2 separate regions of the Mus musculus genome follow, and region 1 is linked to region 2. A link is a loop called in an ENCODE intact Hi-C map of the cell type or tissue named here. Cell type or tissue: heart. All regions are shown on one strand. Links, peaks and the distances in the headings refer to the core of each region. The heading gives the core; the rest is flanking DNA. Region 1 has its middle 140 kb from the start of Irx5. Region 2 holds the start of Irx5 (Iroquois homeobox 5).

Evidence for each region. Peaks named below come from ENCODE experiments on the same cell type or tissue, not always from the same donor. Only the 100,000 strongest peaks of a DNase experiment are listed, where the experiment ranks them.
Region 1: it touches region 2 in a loop (3.0-fold over the local background); 1 of 42 quality-filtered maps calls a loop at or near these places.

The regions. Positions count from the first base shown.
Region 1 is chr8:92,485,812-92,501,985 of GRCm38, reverse strand. No RefSeq gene overlaps it. Among named protein-coding and RNA genes, the nearest start is that of Irx5, 140 kb to the right of the region's middle. In heart, for the core only: CTCF peaks have their summits at 8,442 (motif pointing left) and 10,239 (motif pointing right); a DNase peak (open chromatin) is centred at 8,375.
Region 2 is chr8:92,357,238-92,373,411 of GRCm38, reverse strand. Irx5 (Iroquois homeobox 5) reads right to left here and starts at 15,616. Exons shown (of 3, transcript NM_018826.2): 1 at 14,983-15,616; 2 at 13,470-13,875; 3 at 11,956-13,318. The coding sequence starts at 15,228. The coding sequence ends at 12,516. In heart, for the core only: CTCF peaks have their summits at 6,273 (motif pointing right) and 8,824 (motif pointing right); a DNase peak (open chromatin) is centred at 8,801; H3K4me3 peaks cover 4,675 bases; H3K27ac peaks cover 3,076 bases; H3K27me3 peaks cover 3,711 bases.

The sequences.
Region 1 (16,174 bases), core at 5,761-10,760, 130 kb before region 2:
CGGAGAGCAGCACTTCTTACCTGGGGTTCAAGGTCCTCTTCCAACCTCTGTGGTTATTACATCAATTTATTAGGATTAAATTGGCTGTCCACTGAGGTCTGCCTTGGGACTGAAGCTGTTGCCTGCCTCGGCCATGTCATGGGCACTTACTTGCTCCACACCAGTGAGTCCTTCTGACTCCTCTTTCCACACTGAGGAAAAGGCACTCTTCTTCCAAAAGCCCTGCAAGTAAATTAGAGGAGTAGATCGTCTCTGTAAATGAAAGCCATTAATACTGAGCTTCGTACAGTCTCTTCACAGCTACGCTCCAACCATTCTTGACTGAATAATAAGTAGTGTGTTTCTCTGGGGTATAGCGGTCCAGCTTGGAGTTCTGCCTTCTTCAGGAAACAAGGGTTCCAGACAGCTTCTGGGGCAGGTGCTGAGTATTGGAAGAGAGAGGAGGTAGACACAGGCCAAGGTGGCACTGCATGCTGCTGCAGCCTGACCTTTGCTCTAAGCCTTGCCTGATAAGCCTCAGGGAGTGGGGTCTGTCATAAGGCATATTATACCAAAGGACCTCTGTCCGTCAGAGGCTGTGCAACTTGGCGAGCTTCCACTTGGCTTCTGAGTCTGGTGAAGTTGGGACGGGCAAGAATCTGACTGGCTGTTGAAGACTGGGTTCTTCCTCCAGATATCTGAGTTCCGTGTGGGAGGGAAGATATAAGTCAACCTGAAGGGAACAGCCTGGTACTCACTCATGCTACAGCCCCACAACCCATGGTCTCTGTTGAGCATTCTAACACTAAACCTATGTACAAAGCCAGGAAAACCATCACTCAAGCTCGGGCTTGATAAGTCACTTTAATTCTGGACCCCTTTTGTCCAAGCTGGAGGACCCTCTCAGGCAGCACATGACCACAGCTTGGGAGAATCAAAACACATGAGTGAGAGAAAAAACAATTTTTTTTTTACAAAGGTGGAAAGTAAGGCCTGGAGCATAGTGAGTTTGGTACAGGCTCAGAGCTGGTAAGAAATGGAGTTACCTTAAACTGGGGCCTTGTTTCTGTCCACTCATGTGTCTAGCTGGTAAATCCCAAATGAAGGGAGAAACAAGGAGCTTCCAGTGGCACGATGAGGGGGACCTCCCTGGGTGCTCCCTAATTCAGGCATATCTTTGTGGGAGTCCCCTACCTCATCCCCCAACCAACAGAGCCATTGTTGCATTGGTTCTGTTTCTGGAACCTACTGTCTCTTCCCACCTCTTGGTTATGGAATGTCTAGATATAATTTAGTGGAGGCCTTCCTTTAAGATGAGGAGAGAAACCTATGGTTGTCAGTGCTAAATTGCTACATCGTGTGCTGTCAGCCTTGGAGCACCCCCCTCCCTCGCCAAACACACACACACACACACACACACACACACACACACACACACACACACACACACACACACGAAGGGTGAAGTCAGGAGGATTCCTTGACAGGCCCTTCATGGGCAGTGCCTGGAGAAGACAGCCCATACTCTCAGCCCGCCTGCACCAAAGGCCCTCCACCAGAGACCAGGCGGCCTTAACCTTAGTGCCCAGGTGGAGGGAAGCTGGTGAGGTTCCCCAGGCGCTCACAGAGCAGATGCCTTGCAAAGCCTAAGGATTAGTCACTTGGCATGTGTGAGTAGCTAATTAAGTTTCACTATTTACCTCTGGAAAAGCACAGGGTTTCCTGGGCTCTGCAGAGGGCCTGAAGCCCCCTCCCCCCATTCTCTTTCTTGTCTGCCCATCGTCAGGCCTGGAGACTTCTAGCTGCTTGGAACCTTTGGGTCTGGAGAAGAGACCTTATAAATGGCCATGGCCACCCCCAGACTACAGGTGGAGCAAGGTGGAGCAAGGGTGGGATTGAAAGGCTAATTAGCAACTTTGGCTGAGTGACCTAGATCTCTTCGAAGGTTATTCCGTTCATCTGTAAAGTGGGGCAGATAAACACATTGGCTATGAGGATTGGAGGTGGACTGAGAAGTGTTTATGAGGGAGAGGCCAGAGGCCAACCCACTGTCCATCTTGCCCTGCCCTTTTATTTAAACACTCGATAAGATGCCCACATAAAAGAAGGTATTTCTGATCTCTGCCTCAGCAATGCCCCATGAGTGAAGAGAAAGTTGGCTGGTGTTGGTGGGGATCCCTAGAGCAATGTTGAGGGCCTTTCAACTTAGAGACACGTCTTTCCCTGACTACTCTCTCCTCCTTCATGCCTGGAATACATACACAATAGCTGGAGCTTCAAAGGCTTTTTTACAACGTGAGTGTTATAACTCTTAAGTAAGAGTTGTTGTAACTCCAGCTTTTAAGAATGGACCCAGCACAGCAGACAGTGGGACCAAACACTGGAGATATCACATTGTTCCTGGATTGCTTTCCGAATTTCTCTTAATAGAAGGAAAGAGACGTAACTGCTGTTTTTGTTTAAGACATTGGTTTTAAAACTTTAGTGTGGATTGCAACCATCTGGGAGGCTCATTAGGGCACACATATTCGGGCCCCATCACTAATCTGTCTATCTCACAATCCAAGTGACAGAACTCACATTCGACCATGAACCTGGATGACTATTTCTGGTGGTTTGAATATGCTTGGCCCAGGGAGTGGCACAATTGGGAGGTGTGGCCTTGTTGGAGGAAGTGTGTCACTGTGGGGGGTGGGCTTTCAGACTCTCTTCTTAGCTGCCTGAAAACAGTCTGCTCTTGGCTTTCTTTAGATGAACATGTAGAACCAGCTCCTCCATTACCATGCCTTGCCTGGATACTGCCATGCTCCCACCTTGATGATAAAGGGATAGACCTCTAAAACTGTAAGCCAGCCCCAATTAAATGTTGTCCTTTATAAGAATTGCCTTGGTCATGGTGTCTCTTCACAGCAATGGAAACCATAACTAAGACACTATTCAATAAGAGTTAGGCCTGGAGACATCCTTGCTTGGCCATGTTCAACTATACCGCCAGAGGCAGGAAAAGCCAGGAGGTGGGCTTTGGGGGCACTTTGGGAACGTTAGGAGAGGGTGGATGAGTTGGACCTACTCAGGCTTCCACTCCTGTCCGGACCATGAGCCTTCATACATGGCTGCTGTAGAGCCCTATAGAGGATGAGCATAGGCAATCCTCTTAGTCGTGGTGGGCTGTGGTGACAGATGAAGCTAGGCTTTTCCTAAGGGCGGAGGTACAAAGCCCAGCATCACCAGTTGCTCAGGTGAAATAGGAAGTTAGAAACCTCTAGGGAGTTTCCGTTCTGTGAGCAGAATAATGGGCTCCCACGTTGACTCCATTTATCAGCTCTCCGGGGTCTGGCTTTCAGGAATGACTGCAGGTGAGAGCAGGGTCCCTGAGAGTAGCAAGGCCATTGGTGTGGGACCACTTGTCACCCTCGAGTCTTTTTAATGTGGGCTGTTGACACACACAAGTGTCACCCTGCACTGTATAAATCACACGCTCTGTGATGGCACCCAAATGATGTTGAGGGAGGCCCGGGACCTAACTACCACTTCATCAAGGAGGCAGTGTGGGAGACAGATTCTGCTGGGAGGTAGTGGAGGGGTAAATGTGTCTCTCAGCCAATGCAGCCTGCAGTTCTTTATGGACAGAGTTCGAGGCTCAAATCCTGCCTCTGACACTCACTGGCTGTGGGCAACAGCCGAGGCCTGTAGCCTCCATCTGTAGAGTTTGTGGTTAAGGGCATCCATCTTGGGCTTGAAGCTGGTTCTGTACTTGACCTGCTAATTAATGGGGGCCAAGTTGCTTCTCTCTGTTTACGCTTCCATTTCCTCATCTGCAAAATTCTCTGTGTTGATACTAATCCCTCATAGGTCACTGTTGATTCCCAAGGCCTGGAATAGCAAGCTACCACAAACCGAGTGACAAAGTGGCTTGGGTATACTGTTCCCAAGACAAGATGGTCACAGTCACCAAGAAATCCAGGCCCCACTCTAGTGAAGGATCTTCCTAATACTCTCTGGCCCTAGAGTGTCCTGCCAGAGTCTATACATTGCCAACCTCTACCTTTGCTCCATGAGGAACACTTGACACTGGACATGGAGCATGCTTGGGCAACATGAAACATTGTGTGTTGGCTCTGAATTAAATAATACTTGTCAAGTCCCTTCTCCAAGCAGGGTCACATCCACAGAGCTCAGGCGTAGGACTTGGCCATAGCTTTGTAGGGGCCATAGTGCCATCCAGTGCCAGTAATACTCTGAGAATCAAAGAACCAGTGTTTATAGATCCCCTACGTGGAGCCTGGCACATGGTAAGCACTGCTACAAGCACCTACATATCCATCCATCCATTCATTCACCAAGCCTGGCTCCCCTTGTTCCCATGATCCTCTCCATGTACTCTGCTCTGGGTATGCTGTTCCAAGGAGTTCAGATCATCCCACTTCCCTGTTCTACTGAGCCTAGGACTTCAGCACTCCGATGCTTGCTCTGGTCAGCCCAGGGAGCTGTATCAGAGAGGATGCTCCAGCCCTGTATCATGCAATAGTGCAAAAAATGTCCATGGTGTCACAAGACTTGATCATAGCCACCTACTAATCTGATACATGTTTCTGATGTGCAAAATGGCAAGAAAGAGCTCACACTTAGGACTATCTCACCTGCTGACACACATGTTAAATCCACCGATCCCATTGTGTGGCTACACACTGAGCATGTGCCAAAGGTGGATGTTGCTCCACAGAGCACAGCACAAGTGCCGCCAAAGCCATGTAAAGTGTGATAGGCAAGCAGACCCTGAAGATCTGGGGGTACAGCCATCTCAGCCAAAATGCACACCATCTCAAGTCAAGTCCCCGTTGCTCAGAGCTGGGGTGAGCAGGAACAGACAAGACAGGGGAAGAGGGCTTTAAGGGCAAGGCATCATTGTGAGGATCCCTGTATGAACTTCCTCTGTCTACATTTCCATTCTCTCAACATCTGCTTAGCATCCCCCCAGCAGCATTGTGCTCTCCTCTATACACAACCTTTTCTCAGGTCAGATTCCTCACATCCCACACAAAGCCGTTAGATGCAGCTATGTCAAATGTGTGTCCCCTCCACATGCTTTCCCTCCCCTTTCACGTGAAGATTAATGGAAGAGGACCTAAAATCAGATGGCGTGCATTCATAACCCTTCCTTTACAAATTTGTGTGTAACTTAACCTTCCCCAGCTCACTCATAAAACTACTTAAGGATTCTGCAAGGGCTAAACATATGATAAATATATACATAATTTTATTAAATTATTAAGTTACACACACACACACACACACACACACACACGTATCAGTCATAAGTTACCACCATCGTGCTGTGTAACAAACCACCCAGAAGCAGTGGCTTAGATAACAGTACTCTTTCTGTTGGCTTATCTGGAGATTGGCTGGAAGCTGCTGGTCTTATCGGAGTTCTGATGAACCCAGCTCCACACTGTAGTTCATGGGACTCTGCCGATTGCCTCTGCCCTACTAGATCCATCAAGCTGCTTCAAGTTGCTTTGTTCTAGTGATGGCAGAAACACAAGAGGTCCTTGTCACCTGTACGAACAGCCCACACACGTTAGCTAAAGTTCATCACATAGCTGAGTTCAAGGTCAAACAAGGAAGTGCGTAGCATCCTGGTGGGAAGAGTAGCCAAATCCCTTCCTCACAAAATAGGCCTGTGTATATGGGAGGGACCACTACCTCCATCTACCTCAACATAAGGAAGGCAGTTAGACGTGCCACCATGGGGAAGGTGTAGCTCAGGATTCGTGAGCTGTTGGAGGATTAATTCATATCTCACACCTTGCAAATCATGTCATCTTTGTATTCACCCCCAACCTGACTGGGGCTCCATACAGAGCAAAGAGGAGCTGGGTGAGCAGCCCCTCAACCTTGCAACAGCTCATTATGAAGGATGTTGATTGAGTTTATGTTAACATCAAGGGAAGGAGGTATGGCAAGGTTAAGGATGCACAGCTAATAAACACTATGCATGGCTGAAACTCCTACTTTCTTCAAGTCTCTGCTCAGGTGTCACCTCCCAAAGGCTCTTTCCCTGACCACCCTGTCTCCAGTGGCATCCCCTTTCTCTGCATGATCCATATTGGACTTGATCCTTTATTTTTCTCCACAGCACCTGCAATATTGCTCATTTGACCACTGTCCCTTCTCAGATCTGATCTGTTCCCCTCTGACCTCTGGATCCATCCTGTCTGATTTACCACATTTGTACTGGCATGTCGCGTTGTTTGCCCCAGGCGATGTTACCAAATAAATATATCCAACAAAGAATTGGGTCCTGAGCTGGAACGACTTGATAGCCCAATGGAATTGTAAGATGTGCATCTGTTTTACTAGTGCTGAAACTGAGGGTCAGAGGGGGAAAGTGATTTGTTCAAACGTGGTGGTCAGTGTTAATTGCCAACCTGACAAGATCTAGAATAGCCTAGTAGACAAACCTCTAGGTGTGCCTGTAAGGGATTATCTTAATTAGGTTGGCTGAGGTGAGATCCACCTTAAAAAGCGGGCATCACCGTTCCCTAGGCTTATGCTCTAGGCTTCCAGAGGAGAAAACACAAAGCACGAGAGCATCCATAGCTCTGCTTCCGGGCTGTGGTGCACTGTGACCAGATGCCTGAAGCTCCTGCCACTGAACTTTGCCACCTGATAGATGTTACACTCAAACTGTGAGCTGGCCTCGAACTCAGAAATCCACCTGCCTCTACCTCCCAAGTGCTGGGATTAAAGGCATGCGCCACCACTGCCTGGCTCTTCTTTACATTGCTTTGGTTATTTTATCACAACAGAAAAATGTTACTAATATACCAGTTTTTGTTGTTGTTGTTGTTCTTGTTGTTGTTGTTGGTGGTGGTGGTGGTGGTGGTGGTGGTGGTAGTGGTGGTGGCGGTGGTGGTAGTGGTGGTGGTGGTAGTGGTGGTGGTGGCGGTGGTGGTGGTGGTGGTGGTAGTGGTGGTGGTGGCGGTGGTGGTGGTGGTGGTGGTAGTGGTGGAGGTGGTAGTGGTGGTGGTGGTGGTAGTGGTGGTGGTGGCGGTGGTGGTGGTGGTGGTGGTAGTGGTGGTGGTGGTGGTGGAGGTGGTGATAGTGCTAAGTATCTCTGTGATCCTAAAGACCTTGGCATACTATCTCACCTAAAAATCCCAACATGGTAATAGCCCCAAACTACACCCAAACACAGGCCTCAACCTAGCCTCACATAGGTCCCTGGAAAATGGCTTGAGGGCCTCAATTCCCTGTTTATAGTTCCGACGGAACACTGATCAGAGGCCAGTCCTTGCCCAAAGTCCCCTCTTTATGAGCTATGTGGCCTAGGGTGATGATCCCCTAATCTTTTGGCATTGCCCTGCAAAAGGTATGCGGGAACCCTGCTGCTGCCAGGAAAAGTTGGGGGTCAGAGCTCTAGTTTTGTCGCAGACAATTCTATTTACCTGTTCCATAGTCTAGAACTTCTGGTGGAATATCGCTTGATGTATAATTACTAGGCTAGTGACAGAGAGCAGGGGTAGCCATAGCTGAACTGCTGCTGCTCCTAGTGATGCTGCTGATGCTGATGCTGATGGTAATGATGCTGATGCTCATGCTAATGATGCTGATGCTGATGCTAATGATGCTGATGCTCTCATTCACCACTGTGGGAATCTAAGATAGGACCCTGCAAAGTCGCACTTGGACAGTTTCTGAAGAAGCTGAGGCCAATCCTACTTACCAAAAAGGACAAACACATGCACAACTTGTGTAAGAGTGCTCACAGCAACTTCACTGATAACGGCCTAAAGTAGAAGCAGTGGGCACTTCTCCTTCACTTCACTTCATTCCTCCTAGGGAGCCGATGAACCAATGGGACCTTCTCTGTAAGGATGTCTGCTTGCTCATGTAAGGAGCTGCAAGCTACCAATGTGCTCTACAGCACAGTTGGCTCTCGTGTACACCGTGGTCAATGCAGTGCCTGCATTGTGCGTGTTTTCATTTACAGAACATCCTGGAAAAGGCTGAGCTCTAAGGAAAGACAACAGACTGGTAGTTGCTGGCAGAGATAACCACAAGGTAGGTTGCTGGGGTGGAGATTGGGGGAAGATGGAACTTGTCTGTAACTCTGCTGGGGCTATCTGCCCAATCCCATGTTTATAACAATTCCACCAAACACAAAAGTATACACCTTAATTTAAAACTTCAAAGAGAATTATCAGAGGAAAGATTCTGTTGCTACAAAACAACAGCTGGCAAATTGTCAACGTGGTGCAAAGCAGGGACCTTTCCTAAGCAGCCGTGTGGATTCCTGGGAGGCTTCAGTGCTGCCTTCCCCTACTGGGGCCAGGGCCAGAGCAGTCTGTGGCTCTGGTGTTATGTGTCTGAGAGGTACTGGGCATCGTGCCTAAAGACAGCCAGTCCTCCATACTGGTCTGCCATGGCCTCCACTGAACAAATACTGACCCCTGCTGTCTCCATTTCTCCTCCTTTCTTCCTGCCTGCTCTCAGGGACAGAAACTTGAAGCTCATCTCCAGGTCTAAAGGCTCTAGTGGAGTGCTGTGTGGGGTGCTGAGGGCACCATCCATCTGCTGCTTCAGGGAGGGAGACGCCACCGAATGGCTTGGATGCTGAAGCTGCACCCTCTGGCCCAGGGCAGATGCAAGGCAGACAGAGGTGGGAAGCCTAGAGGTTCCCAGGATCCTTTGCTGCCCACTTGGCTGTGGAATTCAGATTTTACTGCCCCTGCCCTCCATGTGAGGAATGGATTCTAAGAATTCACAGACTAGGCAGCCCTGTGTGAGGCGGGAGGCAAACTGCTGTAGCTTTGGTGAAGCTGGGCTTCCTTGGGCCTTAGTTTCCATCCCTGCTAAGTGAGATACCAAGCCCCCTTTTTTTCCCTATGTACTCATTTGTTATGTGAATGGAGAGTCCAGGTACTGTAATGGCCTCGGTATAAAGGAATGGACCAAGCAGCTATGATCTCCTCCATCTTTACAGGCTTGTTGCTAAGACACACATGTAGGCCTAATCTCTGGGGAGAGCCTGGGTCTGCTTAGCTGTTTATTCCATGAAAAAATCAGCATGGAGGGAGAAAGATGCTAACCCAAGGTGAGGGGGGAAAGTGTAGAGTGAGAGGAATTCTTGATACCATCCCCCATCTCAACACTCACCAAAATGAGCTTAGATGCATGCTTCAATAAGATTGCTCCAGCTTTGACCCTCTAGGATGAGCATGCCCAGGGTAGGAAGCAGCCTAAGAAGCCAGAGTCAGCATGAAATGCCTGGGAGACCACGTTTCCAAAAGTACAACTCGTGTATAAGTGTGTGTATCTGTGTGTGTGTGTGTGTGTGTGTGTGTGTGTGTGTGTGTGTGTGTGTGTGTGTGTGTGTATGTGTACACGTGAGTACTCCTGCCTGAATACATGCTACAGAGGCTCCTATGTGTCTGCTCTGGTGTGTGTGTGTGCACTCCTGTGTGCCCACATCAAGCCTCTGGAAGAATATAGGTAGCTGGGTTCTGTGCATGTGCACAGCTCCCTGGTCCACAAAACACCATGTGCTCTACTGGTTGGGCTGTGTGAGGGGTGTTGAGTGCAGGGTTCATACATGGAAGTTGATTTGTGTGTATTAGCCCATGCTCTGCATGTGTTTTTACCAGAACACGTCTGTCTGCCTCAGTTACACAGATATGTGTATACATCTATTTCTGGCCCTGTCTGGTAATTCATCATTGTCTGTATGTGTTGAGAAGGGGCAGAATAAGTAGGGTGCTTTTCACCCTTCAATTTCTAAGGACCCTTGTCTAAGAAAGAGCTGATGTCTTGGAGGCTTAAAGGCTAATATCCAGTCAAATAGCAGCCTGCCTTCTTCCTCGGGCCAACCCAGAACTTCTGTGGGGAACAGCAGCCCTAACAGGGCAGGACAGGGCAAGGCAGGGTCCAGCCAGCCACACACCTACGAGTTCCCTTCATGTGGTGACCAGGGCTTATTTCTGTCTTGTTTGGCTCATCCTGGCCGGGTGTTCCCATGCAATGATGCCCTGCTTCTCCACCCAGCTATTTCGGCTGAGGAATGTGATGTTCTGTCTGAAGCAGAAACCCCAAAACCTCCATTATGGTTAGCTGCCTGAGGCCCCGAGCAGCCGCTCGCTTATTTAGGTTTCTCATGGTCTATGTTTGTCCACAATGACATGATGAACTTGGAAGGCAGGGGCTCTTTGGGGAGGGGAGGGCATTATCTTAAGCCTCCCCTGTCTAGGAGAGAGCCTGGCATGTCCTCCAGGGGGTGCTGGCCTGCTGCTCTGCTCCATCTATCTGGCCTCCCTGGACAGTGCATCAGCTCAGCATGCTGGAGGCAGGCCTGCCCTCTCCTTCCTTGCCCGGGTGCCTTGGCTAGACCACAAATCCTTGCCCTATAGTAGTTTCCTGGAGCCCTGCTCCACACACCCAGAAAAGCAGCTCGAGGTCATTAATGTGCAGTGTCTAGACCCAAACTGTGCAGCTCAAATCTTGCTCAGCCATCCATGGGCTGGGTGGCCTCTGGTGGGTTATTTATTTTCCGGATGTTGCTGTCTCCTTGACTGTGAGAGAGAAGAAAGGATCTCTGTCCTAGATGGTAGGATGCATGCCTTTACACTCTGGTGTTGATCTTGCTATCAGTGGTATGTAACTGTTCAATTGACTGCATTTTCTCTTAATTGACTAGTGCAGGAACTGGAGAGACAGATCGGTGAGGTACTTGTTGCACAAACAAGAAAACCTAAGTTAGACTCTCCAACACTCATATAAACCTGGGCATGGTTGCATGTGCTTTTAATAGAGGTGCTGAGGAGATAGAGACAGGGGGACCCTTGGGGCTTTCTGGCCAGCTAGTTTAGCAAGATCATCAAACTCTGGGTTTAGTATGAGACCCTAGCTCAAAAGAGTAAATAGAAGACACTTGTTCTGGTAGGTTTTATGTCAACATTATTCAAGCTAAAGTCATCCAAGAAGGGAGCCTCAATTAAAATATGGGCTGTAGGCAAGCCTGAAGGGTTTTCTTAATAAGTGATTGATGGGAGAAGGCCCAACCCATTGGGGGTGGAGCCATCCCTGGGCTGGTAGCCCTGAGCTCTATAAGAAAGCAGGCTGAGCAAAACAGAGAGCAGGCTAGTAAGCAGCACCCCTCCATGGCCTCTGCATCAGCTCCTGCCTCCAAGTTCCTGCCCTTTGTGAGCTCCTGTCCTGACTTCCTTCAATGATAGACTGTGATTTGAAGATGTAAGGCAAATAGACCCTTTTCTCCCCAAGTTGCTTTGGCCATAGTTTTTCATCACAACAATTGTAACCCTGTCTAAGACAACACCTGATGTCAACCTCTGATCACTCATGTGCACACTCATGAACATATACACACACATACCAAACAAACACAAACATGTTCACATATGTCCTGCATACACAGGAACATGTACACGTGCCACCTATACTCGCTACACATGAAAATCTACACACACAGATGCCACACATGCCAGCATTCACACATATGTCACATACATACCACATGTACATGCAACACGTATATCATACATATGCAGTATGCATTTACCCGTATACACAACACATGCTAACATAACATAACACAGACACAAAGATACACACACTCCATACACATGTATAGACAATAGCACAGTAGCTATCCTTATCAGTGTTGAGGAGTCTGAGACATGCCAGGAGGATTCTGATAAATGGCACATTCAAATCCAAAGGACATGAAAGGGTTTCCATGCTGGCTCCACTGTCAGTTAGCCATATGGTCTTGGGCAAGTGATTTAACTTACCTGTACCTCAGTTTAGTTCCTGCCTCATTGCATCATGGTAAAAGCTGAAACAAAAACATGCAGACCATGCAGGGAACATCAGTGCCAACGGCATGTTGTCATGTGTAATATGCCAGTAATAGTCCAAGAAGAGTTAACTCTGACTTGTGCTCCAACCACCCAAGCTCTCACCATACTCAGACACTGCCTCCTATGCCCTGCCTGCCCTGTGAATGTCCCAGGATCAGTGAAACCCCTTCACTTTTTAACTTGAGTTAGCACAGCTTGGTTTCGGAGGCTTGCCATCAGAAAGCTCTAACTCTGCAGTAATGTGGTAATTACCCAGGAGTCAGTCACCTCCCCAGCAGTCACCAGTGATGACATGCTTGCTGCTACCTGCTGAATCCTGGTGTACAGTCTCATCCTGTCCCAGCCAGACCCATGCAAAGCCAGCATAAATGGCAAGACCCTATCTCCCCATGCCAGCCGCTTATGGAAATGGGAGTGGAAGGGTTAAGATCCTTGCTGCTTGCCCTCTGGTCCCTCCCTCCTCTCCCTTCCCTTTTCCTCCCCTCCCTTCCTCTCCCCTCCCCTTCCATCCCCTCCTATCCTCTCCTCTCTTCTCCCATTAGGACCTCAGTCCTAGCCCTGATTCTTTGAATATACTGATGTGCTACCCACTATGTCCCCAACCAAGCCGTCAAACAACCAGTCTTGCCCCATCCTGCCAGAGAGAGAGAGAGAGAGAGAGAGAGAGAGAGAGAGAGAGAGAGAGAGAGAGAGAGAGAGAGAGAGAGAGAGAGAGAAAGAGAGAGAGAGAGAGAGAGAGAGAGAGAGAGAGAGAGAGAGAGAGAGAGAGAGAGAGAGAGAGAGAGAGAGAAAGAATGGTAACATTGACAAGCCCCGCGAGGACACTTGCGGTGCCTCCATGTGGAGCTCTGCTGTCGAAATTGGGGCGAGGATGAGTCACAGCCAAATGGCAGCACCTCCACAGTTCAGAGCCCGGTAGTTATTGGAAAATGATAGGCCCCACACTCTGCTGGTGCAAATATGTACCCCTGCATGCTGTGGGGTTAACCAACAACCCACCACAAGCTGAGCTGATGACCAGGGAACCAAACCAACAGCAATTCATAATTAAAATGTAAGAACAGCAGCAACTAGGAAGCAGGAGCCACACAAGGCAGCCGGCAGTGCCTTGGTCTGGATGGATCCTGCCCAAACAGGCCCCCGACACCCTTGCCTGTGGGAACACGCCTGGCATGGCATGGTGTCCCCACTGCTCAGCCAACTGCTGAATCGAGTCTCCAGAGAGCTCCCACAATGCGCTTATTTTCATTTATAACCACCAAAGTTGAGTACCCTGGGTGATTCACAGGTTTATTAGCGAGTGACTCTTTGTCTATAAAACTCTGTGTCATTCAAGGGGGGGGGGACCACCCATTTCTAGCTCAGTATGCTTCAGGGAAATTAGTCATAAGATGTGAGACAAAAAAAGCCAAACTGGAGATTCAGTATTATATACAGTGTGGGTCTCAGAGGCCCTACCAAGCATGGTGGGGTAAGCTGACTCAGCCACTTCGAATGAGGGACTGGCTCGAGTGTGCAGTGGTGACTTCATTGGAGGGACAGTGGCTGATCACAGCAGCAGAGTTATATTCCAGAACTAGCTGGAGTTGGGTCTTGCCTCTCTGCAGTGTCTTCTTCCTCAATGTGTTGAATAGAGAAGCAAGTGCAAGGAATGAGATGCTACCTTGGAAATGGAGAGAGCCAGGCAAAGAGGATGATGCAAATATACAGAGGACATTGGAAGATGATGAGAGGGCCTCGGCCTGGCGTCCAGCTCACCCCAAGTTCAACAGTCTAGCCAAAGTCGCCACCTTTGATAGAATCTTGCATCTCTCTTCCTGGAACTTGCCTGCCCAAGTATCCCTACCATCTTCATTTAAAGGCTGGGAGCAAGAAGTCTGTAGGAGAGGTGGTCTGAGGGTGGAGGTGGCCATGGATCTCAGGGCCCCTTGGTCAGTAAATATTTCTGAGCTTAGAGGTCTGCATGGAGCAGCCTCCTGCAAGCTTCTTGATGGAGCACCTTCAGTCATAACAGAGCATTCCTGATGGCTTTGGTGGGTGGTGAGCTTGCTGTGCATTCTTACAGAACTCAGTCTTTCTGGTAAGTCTCTGGCCTCCACTATATATTTCTTTCAGTTTGCCAACCCCTCTAAACTCCCTCTCTCTTCTGCCAGGAAACATAGAAACTAACTCAATGGAGTTAGCCTTGATTTGCCCTACATGTTCAACACCAACCTAGATGTGAGCTTGCCCCATCCCTGGGGTCTTTGATGAGGTGTTTTGTAGCACCTTAAATGCCCACATTTCCCAGAGAATGCTCTCAGGTAAATGGATTCTTGACATTCTAGTTCTCAGCTCTAGCACCCTTGAGGAAGAATCCCTAAAAGATGAGAGAGGATGTCCATGCCTATAATTCCAGCATTTGAGGGTCTTAGTCAGGAAGATTGCTTTGAGTTATAGTTCTGTGACTATGTGGTGAGTTCCAGGATAGGCTGGGCTACATAGTAAGAGCCTGTTTCAACACCCTTTAACCTTTTTACTGAGCCCAGAAGCCTCCAGACTACTGGTGCCTGGTCCTCAACTATGGCCACTTCTACGCCAGCCTCAACCTCTCCACTCTTTTCTTTAGACCATGGTCTAGTTGCTTCCCATTTTTGCCAGGCTCCATGATGATTCTGTTCCATTCTGCAAGACAACCAGCAGAGGAGGTGGGCCAGATCCTGAGGGAAGTACCTGTTAGCACTCTGCAAACAGGCTTTGGCAGCACCTCCCAGCCCTGAGCATGCACTGGCTGTCATTAAATGAGGGTGAGGGGTCACTCTTGTAAACACTGTAGAGTCCACATCCTCAGAGCTGTTGGACACAGATATCCTCATATCATCTTTCAAGATCCTATTGCTTCCCGAATGGACCCAGTTCTTTGCATACCATCCCTGCCTTGCTGTGCAGCCCACTACCACTGGCACTAAGTGCCTTTAAGCACAGAGGCTTCTGTCCTCCACTCTGCTGCTCTGCCCACATGGGACTTTGTTTGCTATCCCCAAGGCATTCTGGGTCTTCCACCTACCTATTAACATCTTGTGAATAGTCTCCAGGCTCCTACTCTCTCGGACTGCATGGGTCACCATTGGCATTTTCGGGATGACTTGGCTGTGTTGGTAGGCATGGTCCATCATGGCTCCCAAATGCCTGCTCATCACTCTGGTCACACCAGTACCTGCACCGGGACACAGCCAGACAAGTGAGCCGCTGCTCTGTGCCAACCAAGATGACATCTTTTCCTGCCATTTGGTGAGTGAGACAGTCTCAAGTTCACCCTTATCTTCTTCAGATCAGTCCACCATTGTTCATTAAGATCATGCTTCGGGAGAATAGGAGAGGGGAAAAAACAGTCTGCAATGTCAGTTTGCCACTTAGCATGAGTTGGAGATGGCCATTCCTTGGTTCTCATGAGAATGAATCTGATGTGCTCCAACTGCCACATGTCTCCTGGATACACAAGGAACTCATTGGTAGATTTCGGAGTGTCCACGACCGTGTCCCTGAGCTCTCAGGATGTAGAGTCTATGGGGTCCATTTATCCCCATGGCTGTAACACTAGAGCTGGATGAACCTACCCTTTTCAGGACTCTCAGTACGGTTTGTAATGTTGGTTCTAAGGTAAGATGGGGGAACTAGCTGCTTCTCCCTGGAGCCTTATATTAGCATCAGGCGTGAACTCCAGGGCAACCTCAGAGAGATTTTTCAGGGTGATTAAATGCAGCAATAACTCTCACTCTCTCTTAAGGCTCATTTCCTATTGCCCTGTTATAAGAGAGAGACCTTGTCCTGGAAGGCTGCCTAACACCTCCTTTAGAGAAGGGAGTGGATGGATTCCAGGCTATCCTGGCCAAGTCAGATGAAGTTTCTATGAATCCTTCAGGCATCCCTCTGTCAGGACTGCACTCCTGCCTCAGCCAGGTACCAGACACTGGGTCTGACATCCTGCTGCAGTGGCTGAATTGTTCAACATGTGAGTCCCATAGGGTCCAGATCCATCTTTATCTCTGCAGAACTCTAAACCCAAGAGATTCTGGGGTAGCAACAGGAGAGCAGCCTTTCCGTGAGCCCATGATACTCTCAGCTGGAGACTGGGGCTGGGCCCAGGTTGTACAGCTGGCTTTGAAGTAGCACCTGCTCCTTCACACTGGTGATTCTCCTCTTAATTTTAAACCTTTTATTTAGAAGCAATTTTATACTCAGAGAAAAGCTTTGAAAGATACAAACACCTATAGACTCTTTGTCCAGACCCACTCCTTGTTTTTAAGGTAAATTTTATAGGGGGATGTGGTGTTGTA
Region 2 (16,174 bases), core at 5,957-10,956:
TTAAAACACATTTCTCATTTTTTTTCTTTAAACTCAAGACATCTTAAACATGGTAGGTCAGCAGAAAAAGACTTGAAGTAGCAAATGACAGGAGAGGATTGACAACACAGTCCAGGACAGTCTCAGCCTATTTCACCCTAAGAAGCCATCCCAGTTGGATAGCCAACTCTTGTCTTACTGATGAATAGACTGATGTCCAGACAGGCAGAGTAACTTGCCCCACAGCTGGTGAATGAGTGGTCAACATGGAGAAGACCAGGTGGGCAAAAAGGCTTTGTGGCTCTTCCTGTCTCACAGGTCCTGGTTCAGGGCTTTTCTGACTCCACCTCTGTTCATTTTACCTGGGTCACTATTGTGTTTCAAACAACAGAGGGCAGCTGCCAGGACTTGAAGGCATATTAGTCTGACTCCTGAGTTTATTCTGAGTTCAAGACCACATTCTTTGAACACACTGGCCTGACATCTGCAGATCTTACTTTATTTCCATCAATCTGTGCTGCTTACTCAGGGTGGCAAGCTCCAGGTGGCAAGCTCTACCCTGGTGCTGCAAGGGCCAGTTGGCAAGGAGATGGTACCAAGAAGCATGGTTTTGTCCCTGCCAGACACCAAGGCTCAGACTAGAGTGTAGAGGGAAGGACATTGACACAGTTCCCTTAAGAGGATACAGAGGACTTGAGAGTCCATTTGAAGACAGTATGGGGAAAGAAAGATATCTCTGTGTGCACTGGAGGCTGAGTAAGGATGGAGAAGAAGCTGGAATTGGGAAGGATAGCTTAGTTGGGAACATCTTGGGAGTTGCATGTTGTTGTAAGCTAAAGATGGCTGCTCAGGAGTTGAGTGTGTGGCTTAGAGTAAGAAGGTTCTACCTGCTTAGTCAGTCATGGCAGTAACACCATTGGAAGGCCTGACTTTCCTGCAGGCTGGGGAATAGAACCTAGTCACCCATGTAGGGAGGAAAAAAGAGAGGGGAGCAGGGATGATGAAGTCACTGACTTAAGTGATGTCAAGTTTGGCACCCAATACCCTTCTCTTAGGAACACTACTCAAGGTCTCTGTGTCACTCCTGTGTGGTTGCAGGGAGAAGGACATGGAAGCCCTGCTTGTGAGAGATGAATATAGGAGCACGAGGATGCTTGCAGGCAAACCGTCTTGGAAAGAGATGGCAGACATCCAATCGCATCCATCCTGGGGTCCTTAGAACCATCAATTCCACCAGTCCATTCTTTTTTCTCTCAGAGATAAAGATCTAGCTTCTATCCTCCCCTCCACCCTCTGCTGTAACAAGCAAAATAAGCCAAGGCCTTTCACCTCTAAAGGATGGTTCCAGACAGCAAAATGAAGTGACATCACAGACCAAAAGAATAGGAGAGACTCAAGCTCCCCCTGCGCAGGCCATTTTCAATCAGTGTTCTATCTAGTCCTGGGTCCCCAGAAGCTTATTCTGGGGTAGGTTCAGAGTACAGGGTCTCATTAAGAAAGTAGTCCCAGGGGCTGGAAAGATGGCTCAGTGGCTAAGAACAATGGCTGGTCTTCCAGAGAACCCAAGTTCAATTTGCTGTACTCACATGGTGGCTCACAACTATAACTCCAGTTCCAGGGAATCCAAAGCCCTTTCTGCTCCATTGGCAATGAGAATGCAAGTGGTATACAGAGTGTTGTAAACAAAAGAGTCAGGAGGGAGGGAGAGAGGGGGGAGGGAGGGAGGGAGGAAGGGAGGAAGGGAGGAAGGGGGAAAGGGAGGGAAGGAAGGAAGGAAGGAAGGAAGGAAGGAAGGAAGGAAGGAAGGAAGGAAAAGAAAATGAAGGAGAAAATCTCTCAGGGAGCTGGCAAGAAATGGAGGCAGTAGATCAGGAGGACAGACGGCTGTCCTAGCTCTGCTGCCCACTGGCTGTGAGATGTTAATAAGAAGCTGCATGTCTCAGGTCCTCAGTTTCCACATCTGTCAAAGAAGCTGGCACTCTTTCCCAAAGCATGGGTGACACTATGCCTGGTGGGCTGCTACAGTGGCTGAGGTGGGAGGATCTCCTGAACCCAGGAGTTCCAGGTCAGCCTTGGTGACAGAGACAGCCTTGTCTCAAGCTGGAAGAGAAGGGAAAGGAAGCTTAATGATAGGGCACTTGCGTGGAATCTAAACACAAGCCCTGGGCACTGCATACACACACACACACACACACACACACACACACACACACACACACACACACAACATATATGCACGCATATAGATGCACACATAAACATACTCTCAGACACATACACACATAGATGCATTAAAAAAACACCCATACAAACACACACACACACACACACACACACACACTCAACAAGACAGACAGACATATACACAGGCACACACACAAACACATACACACAACATATATGCACGCATATAGATGCACACATAAACATACTCTCAGACACATACACACATAGATGCATTAAAAAAACACCCATACAAACACACACACACACACACACTCAACAAGACAGACAGACATATACACAGGCACACACACAAACACATACACACAACATATATGCACGCATATAGATGCACACATAAACATACTCTCAGACACATACACACATAGATGCATTAAAAAAAACACCCATACAAACACACACACACACACACACACACACACACTCAACAAGACAGACAGACATATACACAGGCACACACACAAACACATACACACACTCAGAGAGAGAGAGAGAGAGAGAGAGACATACACAGATGCACACACAAACACACACTCACACATACAAACAACATCAAATAGCACAAGGTCCACATCTCATAAGATGATTCCCAAAAGTGTATTTCCAAAAAGAAACCCATATAACTTCAAGGACAGCATTCAAAGCAGAAGAAATGGGAACTTCCAGAGACCCTGAAAGATCCTGGCAGGGAGGGAGCAAGTTCATCTGCATTCCTTTCTGCCATTGTCACGTCACTTATCACAGTTGCCATAACAGTGCCCTCAAATTAGTACATGGTACAAAATGTGAAGCAGCGGTGTATATAACCCCAGTCCCACCAGTGAGCTGCTCTGCTCTAAAAAGATGGAGGGAGAACTGGAGTTGACTTTGAGAGGATTTGAGCCAAGCAGAGGCTACCCTTGAACCCTGCAGAACTTTCTCAGATGGCCCCGCCACCTGTACCTTTGCCAAACTGAACGAAAGGGGATTAGAAAGAATGGAGAGTGGACTGAGCATGGCATCTTCCTGCCCTGCTTTCTGATCTCCCCTGATGTGCTGAAGCAGTGGCATGCTCCCCGTCCTGACATTCCTCTCCCCGGTGGACTTAGTCTCCACAAACCATGAAATAAAATACATCCCTTGACAGAAGGAGAGAAAGGGTGTAGATAGGAAAAGTAACTCTATCCGCCAAAAATAAAGCAAGCTTATGAATTATCTGCCACAGCAGAGAGGTGGTGGTTATTCAAATGAGCCCTTTTCTCTGAACTGCCTTGAGTCAACCCGTGGGATCCATAAATTGGTCCTCAGCTGCCAGTGTCTGTTGCCACACACGAGAGTATTTGGGAAGAGACTCCCATCACCACCGGGGTCTGGATTTATTCAATACAAATACAGGGCAAACAAAACAAACAGCAACAACAAAAACTCTTGTGGTTTGGATCTTAAAAAAAAAAAAAGAAAACAAAAGTCTTTGAAAGAGCCGAGGGAATGAGTCTGATGTCAAACCCTGTTAGCTGAGAAGGTGTTTAGAACATTTTGGAACCATGAAGGTATTTAGAATCCAGAGCCAGGAGATGCCTGAATCCACCTGAAAGATGTTAAGACATTGTTCCTAAGGGCCTACAGGTTCCTTTGGGGACAAAGGACTGATGATAATTTACAGAATAAAACAAATCCCCAAGCTGATGATATATATATATATCTCACAGAAGTCAAGAAAAGCGATGAGAAAAAGCTGAGGTGTCAACATAAGATATCTAAAACAAATGGCCAAAAGACTGGTAACTCACAGCCTGCCCCAGCTCAAACCTTTGTTTGGCAGGATCCACTCTGTAAGAAAATGGACAAAAGAATATTAATTTTTGACTTCTGCTATGGGAGAAAACTGTAGGCAGACAGAAGTCACTTCAGACTGGAGAAATGAGCATATCCTGTCAGATAGCAATTACCCAGGGCAGACAACGACTTGGCAGGGAAACAGCCTCTGTCCCTCCTTGTTGTCGAGTCTCTGAGAGAGATGGTGCATTCTGGCTTTCCCTCATCTGTACTTCACACACGAAGTGTTGAGGAAGCAGCCCTCCCTATACCAGCAGCATTTGAGGAAGGCTAAGATGTTTCCAGGCCCAGCCTAAAAATATCTCCCTTGACAGCCTGTCACAGTGTCTGAGATTCCGGCATTATGAATTCATTCCTCTCTGTTAAGGCATTTTGTTTCAGAGAGTTCTCTGTTAAAATACAGATATCCTGAAGAACTTAGCTCAGGCGAGGCAGGAGTTAGGAGACCTGCATTTGGGCTGTGCCTCTGCCTATGACTCTAGGAGCTAGGACATGTCATTCTCTTTTCCCAAACTTCAGATTCTCTCCTGGGGCTGGGGCTGGCGCTGGGGGTGCCGGTGGGGAACCAAAGGGAAGATCTGATCACAGCATGGTATCATCTGTGGCTGAGGGAGAGAAAACGTCCACTTTGGGGTCACCCATGGCATCTTACCCTGAGCACTTGAGTACTCTGGCATCCGCCAATCCCATCACATCCGTGAGCGCCACTGGCTCGGGTGACATGTCAAAGAATATCTGGGTTTCTTCTCTCTGAAGAGACTGAGCTTTCTCCCTGATTCCAGCTACCACACTTGTCTGAGGAACACTCCTCCCTCAGGATTCTCAACTGGTCTCCTAACTTGTTCCTGCTTGTGCTACCACGCCCCTCCCCCAGAAGCTCAGCTCACACACAGCATGTTTATAAACATGAGTCAGATCCTCAAGACCCTCCACATCACCTGGCTTTCATCACGGACACTGAAGGTCTCACAGGACCTACAAGGCCCTATGTAAATTGCTCTTGGCCTGAACCCTGGCCTTGTCTCCCAAAGGTCTCCCTGAAATCTGTCCCACTTCAGAAAGTTTACATTTTCTATTCCTTGTGTTTAGACGTCTTCCTTCCTCCTAATTTCTGCTTGGCAGGCTCCCTAGCATCTTTTTGGAGAGGTGGGGCAGGGAGGCCTCTCACATGATCATATCCTAGGGGAATTCAGTGGGTTGCCTCGACTAAAAGAGCCCACTTCTTACCCTCTCCATTTGCCTTATAACCCTCATCACACAGACACAATGTGGAGTCTCCGTGGCTTACTTGTTGAGCTACTTGTTGAGTCTGGTTGTCTGAAGTGAACGTGCAATCTGGTTGTCTGAAGTGAAAGTGCAAGGAGACTTTGTCTGGCTCCTGCAGCAGCATTAGCCCATGCTAGATGCTCAGCTAGACGGAGGAAGGACAGAAGGGTTGACGTAGATCTGTGCTAGCAAGAAGACCACTGTAAGAACACCCTAGAGGGTTCAACGCCAAGGTTTTCCCTGCCTTCTCTTCCAACAAGCGGATGCCATGGAAGCAAGGGTGGATTTGCTTCTTCGGAAGTCTGGGGCAGACAGTGTGACTAGGTATAAGGAAGGCAGTAAACGTGTTGAATTCTGAGAAAAGAATCCAAGGTAAACTTAGAAGCCTTCGAGGCTATAGATTCTTGAGACCAAAGGGGAGTAGCCTGAAGGTCCTAGTAACTGTATTCCAAAAGATAGGTGCCTTCAGATGAAGGGTTGCCTGGCCAAGGGTGCAAGGATTTCCTGAAGCCACACTGGTGGGTATGACTGCCTTTCTAGGCTTCCCACAGTTTCTCTTCAAGCTCCAGCTGGTGCTACTGACCAGAGGAAGTGGAGAGGACTGTCAAGAAGGAGCAGCCATGCTGGTAGGACCCTGCATCCCAGACCTGAGCTAGTGAGAGTGCTACCCTAAAAGCTATCCTGAAGGCTGCCATGTGTCATGCATCATATCCCTCCCTCCCGGTGGTGGGAGTGAGGTATTTCAGTCCCTTTTTATGAATGAGGAAATCAGGTTCAGACTGGTTATTGAAATTGTCCAAGAGCGCCTAGGAAGACAGCGCTATGCCACCCTCTGCCCACCCAGTAGCTATGATATATCCGGAATAGAGTTCTTGCTCAAAGCTCCAAAGCCATCGCAGGCTTCACAGTCACCTGGGAGTCCCAGGGGCTTCTTCCTGCATCAGCACCAGCCCTGCCCCAGGCTTGAGCATACTGCCTGCAGGGGGCAATGGCGGACAGCTAGAACCCGCTCTTCTCCTCCAGAACCCCCGGGGTTCCATGCCCATTTCTGAATCTGGGGTCCAGGACCGCCCACAGGAAGCCTCCTGGGTTCAAGAGAAGCAAAATATCCAAAGCTGGCCGCGTCGGGGGTGGGGGGAACCACGTAGGCACTGGAGCCGGGAGGCTGGATCCCAGCTGAGTTGAGCGCCGCCGCCAGGCTCCGGGTGTGTACGCCAGCTCTGAGCCCTTGTTTGATGAGCAGCGGCCAATAAATTCATTAATCATCATTTTATGCCTCATCAAACCCCCTCCAGGCCCCTCCATGGGAGTTACACAAATTAGCCCCTGAAAAGACAGTAATTTCAGTTTAGCGAGGTAAATGCTCCGCGCACACAGCTTTCATGACAAGCCCATCCATCAGCTCATTGGGACCCAGCGTGGCAGCGACATCGGTGCTGCCCAGTCCAGCCCCTCGAAGAAGTCCAGCTCTCCAGTCCAGCCCAGTTTCAGGGAACTGGATCTATTGGGAGAGCGTCTCTACGCAAGGGCTCCCCGCTCCTCTCCTTTACATTCATTATCTTTACGCTGTTTCATCAACGACCGTATATATCTGAACAGAAGAGAAACTTTTTCCAGGAAATCGGAACCTCAAATTTAGAAGCAACCTTGAGGCACACGAGGATCCGCTGGCTCTAAAGGTCTAAACTGTTGTCTCAAGGAGAAACGGTGCCAGGCAGTCCTTTCCTTCCGAATAGTTGTCCCGTCTCCGAGTCACACAGAAATTATTGTGTCCTGTCGTGTAAAGTGTGTACAGTATGTGGGTAGAGGAAGAGTTAAACCAGGGATTCCAGATGATTCTGAAAGCAACCTCGGGCTCCAAAAGAAGGCCCTGTGGGGAGCAGGAAAGGGGCTTCTTCCGTGTTGAGGACCGTTCCTCCTGACTCTGAAGGCCAGAGAGGCAATCTGCTTTCCACCCACCCACATCCACAGCCCAGCATCTTTCTCTCTGAACCCCTCCACCTGAGGTGGTAGAGGTGTCTGGGGTAAGGGATTTTTTTTTTTTTCCTAATGCGCTTAGCTCGGGGGTTGGGTGAGAAAGCAAGCCAAGGGGAACAAGCCTAGGTGGAGAACCATGCGGACCCGAATTTGCAAGAGAGACAGCAGCCCCGGGCCTTCTCATCTTTCCGGGCCAGGCCGCACAGAGGATCCCAGGGGAACCCCACCAGGCTTGGAGGGCGACGAGGTGGCGCGGGCCTTTCTGTACACCAGGGCTGCGAAGAGTTGCAGGGCTGAGCGCCGCGCGGCTCCTTCATTAGCTTCCCCTCCACGAGGCGCTGCATGCCTCAGAAAAGAAGTTAGCAAACGGGGAGCCGTTTATCTCTTTTATCTTGGGGCCTGATCCAATTAAATAAGTGCACATTTACATTTGCATCCATCAGGCGGGAGCGCTGAGAGCCTGGGGTTTGCTCGGAGCAAATAAAAGCAGATTTCACTGGGAAAGTGACGTCTGGGCGCGCTGGGCTCATTCCGGCGTCAGAAAGCAGCGCTGCCGGGCGAGCGGCCTTAGGGAAGCCAGAGTTGGGGGCTGCAGCCCAAGAGAGGCGGAAGACTCCGGGTAGCCCTGTGGGGCAGGCCGGGTGGAGTTGTAGACCTGCCCCCAGGGTTGTTCTCTTGTGAGGCCACTATCCCGGTCTGCCCACTATCAATGGCCCAGGTTTGTATTTAGAGCGAAAACGAAAAGGAGAGAGGGTCTAACCTGGTCACAGAGGTAGACATTCAGGGTGGGCCTAGTAACCGTGCCAAAGCTTTGGCTAGTGAAAAGGGCAGACGGCAAGGTCCCCTTCGGGTCAACTGTGTGCCTTAGATTGCTCAGAGGCAAGAGACACTGAGCCGGTCCAAGGGCACGCCCTGCTCTCCTCCTCCTAGTTCACCCCATGGCCCTTCTGCGCCTTACTGCGCTAGCTGCTGTGAGCTCTACAAGGTTTGCCACTCCGATCCCATTAAAAGTTACTGTTGAAAGAGAGTTCGAAAGCCAACGGGAAATAAATACGCGTTCCCTTATTTTGTAATGTCCACACACGGGCCAAACCGGTGTTCCTGGACTGGTAGACTCCTCCCGAATGGCAAACCACAAATAAAACAAGACGTTGTGGGATTCCAGGCGTGCTATCGCACAAGGAAGCAGAAATGGGGTACACCTGAAATGAAACAGACCGCTTGCGCGAAGCCCACCATCTACAGACTACTTACGCACCCCCTACCTGAAGACTTCTTGAGTGCCCACACTTCTCAGCTGTCTGCTGCCTGACTTTTATAACAGTGAGCTAGCTAGGAGTCGAGTTAAAGCTGATTTAGTCAAGGCCTGCTACCCATTGTCCCAGTGCTAACTAGGTCATGAAGTCCAGGGCCTAGGCAACTTGGCTAGCGGAAACAGCCTGGGGTCACCCAGCTGAAATGCGGAGCCAAGGCAGGGTGGTGGATGAAGGCCTGGCCGGCTTTGGCTCGGCTCCTTCTCCCTGCGAACCCCGTGGCTCCGGGAACCAGTAGGCGGCGCCCTTCCTAACCTGGAGGCCCCGGGGTTCCTCTTGAAAGTTCAATTCTGTTCCTTTCACTTTGGGTACTTTGAAGTAACCTGCTTCTAGCTTTCTCCAGGTAACCTGCTACTTGTAGGGGACAGGTGAGCTGGGAGACCTGGTCTGGACCCAAGCTACACGCAGGACCACCCCAATCTTTTGTGTCTCAAGATTTGGATAGTAAGGGGCAATACTCCGAAGTGCTCCGAAGGTGCTTACAGCGTAAAAGTCCTCTCAGAGGCTCTTCACCCGAGCCAGGAAACCGCTTTTTCTAGGTCCTAGTACCGACATCTGGCCTCCTCTCAAGGCCCTGGCTTACCTCGAGATACCACCGGGCTATTTCTTCTTTGACTACTAAATCCCTTAAACTGATTTGACCGGCACAAAGGGTTCAGGGATGGAACCCAGCCTAAGGAGACTGACTGTGAGACCCCTAAGGAGAAGTTCCAGGACCCGCTGGGATTCGGTTTCTTTTAGTCCTTAAGTGCCAAACTAGGGCTCCTGAAGGTGAGGTTTTCCCCAAAACTGGCCTAGCCAGGCACAGGTGGTTGACACCAGCACAAGTCAGCTTCGAGGTAGTTTAGAGATATTTTAGGCTCTGTGGCTCGAGTCTTTCGTTCCCAGCCTTTGAACAAACCCCGACCCCAGCATTGACAAGACGCACCTTGGTATTCATGCATCCAAGATGCATCGCCTTCTGGACCGACGAGTTAAAATGGAGGTTCGGGGACATGGGACACAACTACTTCTGGGATTAAACGTAGATGTTATTTTCTATATGTCCCAAGCTCGGACCTGTCCAGCAGGCTACCTCCAAATTAGATAATCTCTAGAAACCAGAAAAACCACTGACCACCGAAACCTAGTTCTGCAAGAAAGAAAACCTCGGACTTCTGTGGGAGTGTGCGCAGTAGTTGAAGTACGCAAAGAAAACCGCAGACGCCAAGCTCAGGAGAGATGCACGCAGGGGACAGAGACTTAGGGCAACAGCTGCCCAGGGCCTGTGCTTGCGTTGCCTAGCCCCGAGCCTGCAGCCCTTGGATGCGGAGAAAGGGCGCGCGCTCTGCGGCGGGCGCGGCGCCCGTTCCCAGGCAGCCCGGCGGGCATGCGGCTGTAGCCCCAGCCCTTGTCCGCGGACCCGGGATGCCCCGCCACGTCATTTGCATATTCCCAGGAACACAAGGAGGCCTGTAATTTTCTTTTTAAAAATCGTTGGGCAGAGTTTAGGACCAGTGCTTCCAAAAAACCCCGCCGCGTTGATGTGGTCTCTAAACTTTCCCTTAAGAAAAAAACGGTCTGCCTATTCTTCAGACTTCTCAGAAAAGAAGATGACTCCTGGGGCTGCATAGACACGGGGGTAGGGGGAGCCGATTGTGAACTAGGCTGGGAGAAGGGGCGTGAAGGGGAAGGGGGCAGGGCAAGTCATCTCTGGAATGCAATTGTTTTAAAAAAATCATTTATAATTAAAGGGACAAAATAAAATACGATCGTTTCATGTATGTTTAATCGCTCACACTACCAGCTTTAGAATCATTTCCCTATGAGAATTTTCTAAGTTAGACTCAGATTTAAAAAACAAACAAACAAACAAAAACAGCTCCTTAAAGCATCTGGTTAACACAGCTTTCAAACTTGTCTCAATTCGAATAAACAAAATGAATCCTGTTGCAGGTTTAAAAAAAAAAAGCTAAGAAAAGCAGCAACAAGAGCGGTGTAAGTTTGGGGTGTGCTTTAAAACCCGAGTAGGGCAAAAGTAAGGAAGAGAAATGCAAATATGTACAATATGCTTTAGCCTAATTATGCTGCCGTTGTGTGCAAACAGTTCTGTCCCTACAGTCAGTCAAATTAATTCCTCTCGCTGGGGTATTTTTTTTTCCTGTATCGCACCTCCCCCCATTACCACACACACAAAAAAATTCCCATGAAGTAAAAGGGTTGGCGACTTCATATCTCAGGTGCAAAATGGAGCCGCAAGCAGGGTAACTAAGCCTGAACTCAGGGGTTGGTGGGTGGAGGCAATGGGTACTGACTGTCCCTTGGTCATTTAGAACCGAGATGAATCTACGTTTGCACCAAGCTGAAATAAAGCGGACTAAAACGAGAAAGAAAAAAAGAAGAAGAAGAAGAAAAAGAATAAACCCTCAAAAACACTTTTGTAGCAATCGGAGCTGGGAAAAGTGCTAAAGCGACGACAAGCCTCATCAAGTCCACAATGGCCTCTTTATCTACGCAAATGGCCTGGAGCTTTTGAAGCCACTTATCCAAAACGGGGCCTATGGGGGAGGGGCCTCCGACTCCCTTTGGGGACTCCATTCACTGCCCCTAGTGACTATGATGCTCCCTCCACCTCCCACCCCCCTTCTGCCCACTCTCAGATCTCCGACTCTGAAAAATACAGGCTGGAAATTCAGGACAAGTGTGACACCTACCTGTGAAAGGGGGGAACCGTCGCGTTGCGGGTTTGCGGTCCCTGCTGGGAGGCCAGCCTCCATCCACAAGGCCGCAGGCCACCCTCACGGTCGCGGATGGCACAGTCACTGATTTAATCAAATCCAAAGAAGAGATAAATGCCCAATTTTGAAGGGGTAGAGGAGATGCTGACTTGGGGAAGCCTTCCCACTTGGCATCCCCTAACGCTCCTTGCCCGCATTAGCTAACAGCACCTTTGAAATAGTAATAAGGGCTAAATCCGGCATAAAATCGAACTCATTAGCAAAGTTCACCAGCTGATTGCTTTGCATAAAACACGACACTGATTGGAAGTAATTAGGTTAAGCGATGGCTCTCGGGTGGTGCGCGACTCTGCCTTGGTTTGTCATCTTTTTCTCCCTTCTGGAACACACTTGGGTCTCTTCTCCCTCCTCCAGGGTCCAATCTCCCCCTCTAGCACAGGACAAGGATGATCCAAATCCTGAGTCCCAGACTGGGCCGTTTGCTCCCCCAGGGTTTGTGGCTTAATTACCGTCCCCCTTCCCCGCCCCACAAACTGTCTGTGGCTGCATCTTTCACTCCACTTTGAAAAAAGTTACAGTTGCACCTTTTGACCAAGGCAATTGACAATTTATTGAGGCTTCTGAGAAGTAATGAGTGGCTCTAGTTATGTTAAAATCTCCTTTAATTAAATATTTTGCATTTTACAAAGACCACTGCAGTTTCTCTTACTTTTTTTTTTAAATCTAAGCGTATAACCTGCTTCCTTTCTGTAATAATATTTTAGCTCATACCCAGGAAAAAAATCAATAGGTGTAAAAAATTAAATTAAACTTGTATTTTTAAACTATGAAACAGTTTTGGGGGAACACAAATGTATATATTTATATTACAAAAACATTAAATGCCTGTACAGGTGTCTTGATTTCATAATTTACTTCAAAGATACTGAATTATCAATTTAAATACAAAAATGCTACATTAAATATACAGAATAAGATTTAATACAAATCCTTTTAAGTTTTTTTTTCTTTTCAGTTGGCTAAAACAATTTTTTCGAGTGTGGAGATGTATACATTTTTATGCCATCCATCTCCATAAACTATAAACTTCTGAATAAGAGGGGTAGTTTATTTCTTTTTTCTTTCTCTCTCTTGGTGATGGAAAAATAACTGCCAAGGCCATGGTTTTAATAAATTAGGAAAGTCCGGGGATACCGCACCAGAGTTAAATGTCGGACATACCTTTCTTCAACTCATAGGGGGAGTCTTTGCACAGGTCTAGCTGAGACTGGCTCCGCAACATTTTCGGGTCTTTAGCCAAAACGTCCGCACGATTCAACACCGTCTGGTTTAATCCATTGAAATGAGAGCCAGGACCCGCTGTAGGGCTTGGCCCTGGCCCTGGGTGGCCGTGAAGATGTCCGAAGGAGCCATAGTTCGTGTAGCCCGGATAGAAGGGCGCCGTGTAATAAAGAGGCCGGGACAGCACCGTCCCGCCCGGAAAGGGACACTGCGCGGAGGGTGAGCGTGCGGGCGCTGGGGCAGGAGACGCGCGGCTGCCTCCAAGCGTTTGCCCGCCCATGGGCCCTGGGCACGGTGGGCATGGAGAGCCCTCGCTCCCTCCGCCCCCGTCCTTGACCTTGTCCGAGGATGTGGCGATCTCGGCCAGAGACCACAGTTTGGGCTTGGCTAGCACGGCCGGAGGCGGTGGCGGAGGTGGCGGTGGCGAGTGGATGACCGAGGATCCGCCCGAGCCGGGGGGCAGCTCTCCGGCTGATGGGTGCGGGCCGGGAGCCGGCACACTCGCGGGGTAGTGAGGACCCGCGTCTTCCGCCAGACGAGCGGTTGCGGGCCCAGCCGGGGAGGACTCGCCCGCGCGCGGGGGCCTGGGCAGCTCATCGTGGCGGCCTTCGGAGGACGACTCCTTAAAATCCGAGTCGCTGAGGCTGCCTTCGGTCTCCTTGCCGGCGGGGCTGAGCGGCCCCTGCAGCCGTTCGCAGCCCGCAGTCGCCTTCTGCTCTGCTCCTCCTGTGGGCGAAACCCAGGCTGTCAGAGGCGTGGAGGCCACGCGGCCAGGCCCGGGTTCCTGCCAGCAGAGGCAGGGACCCGTGCGCGCCCCCTCCAGGCCCCCTTTGCCTTTCGAGTCCCGCTCAACATACCCTTTCCCGCATCCACCAACCTGATTCGGGGCCCTCGAGGTCGCCCTTGTCCTCGGGCTTCTGTGGCTCGTCCTCGTCGTTCTTCTCCAGATCGATGTTCTCCTCCTCCTCCTCGTCCTCGCTGCGGTTCCGTGGCGTCCACGTCATCTTGTTCTCTTTCTTGAGGCGCCGGCGCGCGTTGGCAAACCAGGTGGACACCTGGGTGAGGGTCATCTTGGTGATAATGGCCAGCATGATCTTCTCTCCCTTGGTGGGGTACGGGTTCTTGCGGTGCTCGTTGAGCCAGGCCTTGAGAGTGGCTGTAGCGTCCCGAGTGGCATTCTTCCGGTACGCGGGGTCCCCATAAGGATAGGAGCCCAGAGGTGCTGCATAAGGGTGATATCCCAAGGAACCTGCCATACCGGGAGTGTGGTCGTAGGGAGAGCCCTGTGAGGGACAGGCAGAGGTTAAGTGAGTGAGGGTGTGGGCTACATAGCCACCCAAAAGACTGAAACCCACTTTCCCTCTGTCCTTGGTTTTGAGTGCCAGCGCGGGCCCGCACTCCAGCTTCCCCTGAGGCAGAGCTGGCTGGTTTAAACGCAAGAGTGACCACCTTCCCCCTCCTCAGAAGGCAGCAGGGCCCCCCAATTCTGATTCTGGCCCTTCGGGACCCCTGAGGCTGTTCAGGGTTTAGCACACCACCTTGGAGGCCACCATCTGCTGGGGGACCTCGGTGCCCAGGTCTCAGATCTGGCCTCTGCGGAAGGGCCCACGGTTCTCTTAGAGGCCTGAGCAGCCTCAGCAACAACTCAGAGCTCTGCTCCAGAGCGGCCGCATGTTGGGCGCAAGGGGTACAACAAGGGAAGGAAAGGCTCTTTCTTTAATCTTCAAAGAAATGCGATAGACAAGCTGAGCCTTAGCTTGCACACCGACGGTCTAAAAATGCTATCCCTAACCGAAGCCGTTGCGCTTTTCCAGAAATCACACCCCGCCGTAAAAACCCGGATACACCGCATCTCGCTGGCCGTTTCAGAAATTTAATACTTCCAAATCGGATTGCGAAGATAGGATTACGGATTTGCAACATTTTGGGGATTAATTAAAGGCGAGGCCAAACACATTTACATAGATTTAGCACACTACTACTGTTTGGAATTCCGGTCGGCTTCTTTTGAACTACTTTTTCCAACATGGCAAAACCAAAAGAAAGAGGAGGAAGAAGAAGAAGAAATTTGCGGGTTGTCCCAGAGCTTTGAGCCAAATGCCGTTCTTTATAGTAAAGACCAATCAATCCCCCCCCCTCCCCGCGCCCCAAAGCCTTCCCTTCAGCTCGGCGATCCCAGCAAGACGCGGCTTTCGCCAGAGCCACTCCGGAGCCCGCGGCTCGAGTGAAGCTGAATTAGACAATTGCTCAAGTTTGCAAGGGCCGCGAAGCTTGGCGGGTGAGGTGGCGCCTAGGCCCGTGTCCACCGCAACCGGGCTCTGCAGGCCTGGCCCCGGCTGCCCGCTCGCTCGCCCGCCCGCCCGCCCGCCTCGGACCCAGCTCACACTCACCACGTAAGAGAAGGCAGCGGCGGCCGCAGCCGCGGGGTCGGCGCCGTACTGGAGGTGCGAGTTGTAGCCGGGCGAGGGAGCCGTGAAGGCAGTGGAGCCAGCGTAGGGCGAGAACGCGGAGCCCGAAGAAGAGCGGCCGAGCTCATCCGTGCGGGGCCCCGAAATGACGCTGGTGCTGTATGCGGGGCACGAGTAGAGCGCCAGCGAGGCGGACGGCTGGTACAAGTAGCCCTGCGGGTAGGACATGGCCACACACGGGCATGGGGCGCGCCGCGCCGCGGCGGCCAACGAGCCGGGCGGCGCCCTGCGAGGGCGAGCGAGAGGGCACCTGGCTTCTGGCTGCCCCGGGCCGCAGCTCTTCGAGCCCCGGCTCCCGGGCTCCGGCCCGCGGCGCCTCCTGGTTGGCTTCCCGCGCGCCTCTGGCTGCGACCGCCGCGCCCGCTCCTCTGCGCGCCCCGCTTGCCCGGGCTAGGCTTTCTCTCCCCCCACCCCCCTCCCTCGCTCTTTGCACCGGGGGGCTCTGCTTTTGGCTTTGCAAAGGTCCTGCCAAGATGCTAAGTTGGAAATTGAGGATTCTGACGCCTTGTGTGCGCGCGAAGCTCCTCCTTCCCGGGGTGTAGTCGGTGGGGGGACTGGCAGGAGCCTCTGGCCGGCGGCAGCCAACCCGGCCGCCAGGCGCGTCTCGCCCTCTCCCTGTTCCTCCCCGGCTCCTCTCCCGCTCACTGGCGCTCCCCTCGCCCCTCCCTAGCGCCCGCCTCTCCTCCGCCACCCCCCTCTCCTCCTCTGCCCGGCCTCCCCCTCCTCCCTCCCGACTCTTCCTCTCCTTCTCTCTTTCTCAGACTCTCGAGCGCCGGCCCCAGGATGACAATCACATCCCAAGCGCGCCGATCGCTTCCAACTTTGCTCTCCTTTTGCTAACTCTGGGCGGAGCGGCAATCTCGACGTACAACTGGCCTTAGTCTTGGCTCGGGCCGTTCGGGAACACAAAGGGAAAGATGCAGCGGGCTGCGCTCGGGAGAACGCTCTGCGCCCTCCTCGCCAGTGCGAATAGCGAAGTTGGCGGACGTCTTGTTCTCCCGAGAGCTGGGCTGGGAGGTGGTTTTTCTCCCTCCACGCTCCACAGTGGCTTCTCCCTCCTGCCGGAGGTCTCTAGGTTGAGCTGGAGACCTGGAATTCAGATCCCAGGGAGAGT